Linked DNA regions of Homo sapiens: region 2 is linked to region 1. Evidence: chromatin loops called from intact Hi-C (ENCODE). Cell type or tissue: left lung. All regions are shown on one strand.

Region 1 (2,500 bases):
GTCCCTTCCCTCGGCTTTGACCAACTCATTCCGGATCCTCCGGCTCCCGGAGCCCGAGGGAAGGACCCGACTGGGCAAGGGGCGACACGTGGGCGGTCGCACCCCGTCTGGGCGGTGGGGGAGGGGGCTGCTCGCCGCGCGTTTCGGAGTCCCGGATACGCGGCGGAGAGCGGGACGCGCGGTCCACGGGCAAGCCCCGGCTCCACGGCGGAGCGGCGAGCGAGGCCAACGAGTTTCTAGCGGCGGAGGCTGGGATGGCGCCAGGGGTGGCCGAGAGCGCGGCCCGGAGACCCTGGAACCCCCTCGCCCAGGGAACGGGGAAAAAGGAGGGGTCGACCCCCAGAAATTCTGGAATCCCCTTGAACAGGGCGAAAACTGGGGTGTTACTCCGGACTCTGTGGGAGGGAGGATAATTCTAGCGGGGGCACGCGTGCTGGGAGGGCAGGTGAGGAAGGGGGTCACTCCCCTTCCCCAGTCCCCGACCCCATTGTCTCAGTCGCCTGCGGCCCGGGCCGACTCCGCAACACGTGTTGACTACACCGATATGAATGCCTTGAATTTTTTTTATTGTTATTATTTTTCGTTTGCAGAGTCTGAGCTGACTCCGACTTTGGCTCACCGCTCTGCGGCCGGACGATTGTATGCCATTCAAAAAGTCGGGAGTTGAAAGACAGCACGCAGCACCTTTGTCCCCCTCCCCGTTTTCCCGGCGCGCTGAAAAGAAATGGGGCTGGGACTTAGGGGCGGGGGAGGGCTTCCAACTCGGTTTCTCTATATCCTCCACCACCTTAGAGCCCACCCTCCCCAATGAGCGTTTTGTTCTACCCAGCCACGTGTTTGTCGGATTTTTGTTTTTGTGATTTTTTTTTCCCATGGAACAACAAGAATTAAAGTACTAGGAGCTATTTGTTGTTGAGTAGAAAGAGAATATTTTCTGTCCAAGAAGGTGGGAGACATCTGTGTCTCACCCCCACACACACACCTCCGACCCTCCCCCCTTATCTGACTCTTAATACTTAGCTGTTGGTCACAAGCATTATTTTTAAACAAACCAATGAGTAGGAAACAGGCATGCCACATAGTAGGCACTCAATAAACATTTTTTTAAATGAAAAACAAGCTAATACAAACAGCACAGCAAAGAGAATTGATGAAAATTAGAGTCCAGGGGGGAAAAAATTATCTTGGCCAGAACGTGTGGCTCTGTTGCCCGGGAACTTTTCTTGGTGATGTGTGTAGACTTTTGAAAGGGCTAAAAGATGGTCTCAAAAAGGCTGTTGTATTTCTTGGCCTTTTCCTAAAGAGGAGCCCCAATCTCCTTAAATCTTTTCTGTTATATTGGGGAACAAGGAGGAGGGCAACTAGGCAGATCATCCCAGTTCCCAGAAACTTTAAGTGCTGTTTCTTTCATTTAATTTGAATCTTTAGGTGCTAATAAAAGCACTTCTCAGATTGTCTCCCTGGGGGACATATCCACTACTCTGCCTCTGTATGCCTAAAACAAAAGCAAGTTACACCCCATAAAAATCTCCATCCAGACCTCTAAACTCCTATAAAATGCAGTCCACTTTTTACTATCCTAGAGTCAATGGGAAACAACATTTTTAAAAATAATCAGTGAATTCAGTTCACTTTCAGGTTGATTTTTTTCCATGTAAAAATATACTAACTAAATGTTAGCTGAAATCAGTTTTAATGTATTTAAGATAACGTTAGAAGAGAATATATAAATTTCACTTGAACAATCTGCTATTTTTAAATCCTTTTAAATATTTAATTAAAAATTACCAATAATTGCTAAATTGAAACTGATTAGTTCTTTTTAAAAAATCAGCTGTTTTACTGAATTCTAATCCTCTCCACCCCCCAAAAAAAGGCTTATGTGTGTATAGTCAGAAGCTGCAAAGGCTGCAAGAATACAAGAGAGGAGACAACAGGGGTGAGATACAGATCTTTTTAGCCCCCAAATCAGTTTTGCCTTAGTGACCTGGCTATTTTAGGCTGGGGTTGGGGGAACTAAATCACATTGATTGGTGTTTCATCTCTCCCTTTTGAATGAGCCCAGCACTCACATTAAGGGTTATTTCTTATCTAGACTGACATTCCTAGGTTAGGGATAAAAATGGGCAGACTTGAGGTACCATAACTTTTCATCTTTCTTTTCTTTGTTTTTGTTAACATTAAAGATTACTATCAAATATTGTATTTATTTTCAATTTTTTTTCTACATTGCTTCTTTGGGACAGATAAATCTTTAGTGCAGAGTTACACTTGTGTAAGAGTTAAAAATATAGCTACAGGATTAAATGGTTTTTTCTTTAATAATTATCCTTTATAATACATATCGTATATAATATATATTGTATATTCTACATAGTAATATTAATACTGTTATACCTCTTCCTCTTCTTGTTCTCCTCCTCTTCCTCCTCTTCTTTATTTTTTCCTGGAGAACAGTTTGGTCTAGTTATGGAATTTAATTATCTGAATTCAGAAACAC
Region 2 (2,500 bases), 280 kb after region 1:
TGGATAGAAGGACGGTGCGGATCCTTACTCCGGGTGAGCTAGAGCTGGCCAGGCAGAGAGCAGGGGCATCTCACAGGGTCCTGGACCCCCAGGCGAAGCCTGGGCAGTAATCAGACGTCCCCTTGCCCACTCAGAGGCTGATCGCCTTACCCTCATCCAGGCGGGCACACACCCGCACTACTCGCCAAACTCCGCAGACCCCAGGCTGAGGGCAGAGAGGCAGCTCTTGGTCTGCGGGGTCCGTACCCATCCTGTGGGCCCTCAGCTCCCCATCTCTAGGTGGGCCCAGCCCGTCGCCCCCGCCCGAGACCTGCGTCCAGCCTTTGTCATGTTGATGGCTGAAGCTCGCCGCACCTCCCATTCCAGGCAGGTTTTTGTCATTGAACTTGAGTCAGGCTATAAACATTCCTTCACCCCTCCGGAGCCAGGCCGAGACGCGGAGGGGTGGAGGGGAAGGGCGGAGGGGGCTGTGGAGCGACCCGAAACGCGAGAAACCGGGCCTCGCGCGGCTTTATCAAAGAGCTTCCAATCCTTGCCTTCCGGGGAACACCCGCCGGGCCTGCAGCTAAAAGCCGGATTCTTGAGGCCATCCGGCAAGTCAGGCCAATGTTTTGGTCGGGATCGACATGGTGTAACTTTTTCTGTTTTCCTCCTTGGCATTTCATGTTCGTTTACCTTATTCTAGGCAGTCTAATCCTTAATTTATTTTAATAATCAGGATAAACAGATGCGTACACAAACGAATACTAGCTAAGGCCGATGATTTATTAGAGAATGTTCGAGTCGGTCGTAACGAGGCCGTCGCCGCTCGGTTTTACAAGCGCCCCTCCCTCGGCGGGGTTATCCGGGGGGCTGTCGCCCGCCGCGCTATCCGATCCCTGGCTGCTACCAGGGCGGCTGCCGAGCCCCGCGGGTTTCCCAGCTGCCTTCCCAGGACCTGGAAACTTAAACTTCGCAAATGGGGCGTCTCCCTACTCGGTGGCGGAGGAAATAGCGGCCTGGAGAGCCATCCGACCCGGGAAACCGGCGCGTCTTTCCAGGCGACCCGCCGACTGCGGAGGCTGCGAGGAGCGGCCTGCTCAGACGGTAGTAGTGCTGCGTGTGCGTGTGTGTGTGTGTGTGTGTGTGTGTGTGTGTTTGTGTGCGAGCGCGTGCGAGTGTGTTTAAAGAATTCAGGATCCTGGAGCAAGGGAAGATCAAACACTCGATCTCCGGGTCTCTCCCTGGCTCGGTAACATCCAGTCGAAGGTGAACAGGGCGCGCCGGCGCGCGGGGAGGCGCAGGGGCCACTCCGTCTGGCGTGGGGCGCTTCGAGCGCAGGGCTTCCTTTCCAGCCGGGAGTCCCCCGCGGCTCAGCGACACCGGCTAATAAGATACCAAATCGGGCGAGACAACGAAAAGCTCCTGGCCTCCGTATTTGGGGCCAGAGACACCGCAGGGAGTCAGGTCCCCGCCGACAAATCGGAAGAGGCCTGCGGGAGTTAGCCAGATAATGCTCTCCCTGTCCTACCCGTCCCCACCAATTTGCCTTTTACCTGCCGCAGAGCTTGCTTGAACCAAAGGGGTTTGCGGTCTTCTCCTCCTCAACTTGCGATCCCCAGGCCTTCGCGGCCCGGGAAAGAATCCAGCCAACCCTTCTGCCTTTGTCTGACCTTCGGGGAAAAGAGGCGTGGGCGCCTGGGTCAAGTTCACGGACCTGGTCTGTGTCTTTTAGGACAAGCGGGGGCACCGTTCCCATTCTGACGAGGAGGGTTCTAAGCATTTGGGACAGTGTGGGGGCGAAAATGAAGCTGCGAGAAAGGACTTTCAATCTTAATCTGTTGCCCTAGTCTCACATCCCCTCCCCCTCCCGCAGCCCTGTAGAGGAGAAATAATTAGATCCGAAGGGAAGCCTTTGATTTGGAAAAATGCGAAGGTCTCATGGAATGAGCTTCCCAGAAATGGTCTTTGGCACTTGGGTAGTTTTGCGTTGAGTTCGGTGCCGGCGTTTATGAAAGTTAAGGATTTGCAGTATTCGGCACAGCGGTTTCTGTGGAATTCGATTCAGAGCAAACGAGATCACATCTACATTGCTTTCCAAAAAGCTTCAGACTCAACACATTGAAATAATTTTCCCCAACATCCTGGTTCCTACCCACCCCCCCCCCCTTTTTTTTTTTACAGGGCCTGATGCAAAATGATGTTCCTGCCCCTTAAAAAAAAAAAAAAAGAGCCTCAAAGTGGAAAAAAAAACTATCCCGATCGCAGCAAGTAGAACACGGGTCTTAAAACACAGAGCTACTTTTAAAACTTTTTTATAAACAGCCCCTTTTAAATTAAAAAAATTGTTTCAACGTGTATGTTTTATAATTTTTAACCACTGTTAATAGTTACTTTTTGTTCCCCTTCCCCTCAACCTAGTTATACACAACCTAATTTGGTTTGAAAACATACTGTACATTTTCTGTGTCCTAAGCAATTCCTCAAGTTATTGCAGTCTTCTAAGTGCTATTTTTAGATT

Evidence for each region. A loop is a pair of places that touch in the nucleus more often than their neighbours do. Peaks named below come from ENCODE experiments on the same cell type or tissue, not always from the same donor. Only the 100,000 strongest peaks of a DNase experiment are listed, where the experiment ranks them.
Region 2: it touches region 1 in a loop (2.6-fold over the local background); 13 of 110 quality-filtered maps call a loop at or near these places.

The regions. Positions count from the first base shown.
Region 1 is chr17:48,993,673-48,996,172 of GRCh38, reverse strand. No RefSeq gene overlaps it. Among named protein-coding and RNA genes, the nearest start is that of IGF2BP1, 2.5 kb to the left of the region's middle. In left lung, no CTCF peak of the experiment used is centred here; no DNase peak of the experiment used is centred here; H3K27me3 peaks cover 2,500 bases.
Region 2 is chr17:48,717,850-48,720,349 of GRCh38, reverse strand. It overlaps a transcript of PRAC2 not described here. Among named protein-coding and RNA genes, the nearest start is that of PRAC1, 3.4 kb to the left of the region's middle. In left lung, no CTCF peak of the experiment used is centred here; a DNase peak (open chromatin) is centred at 1,294; H3K27me3 peaks cover 2,500 bases.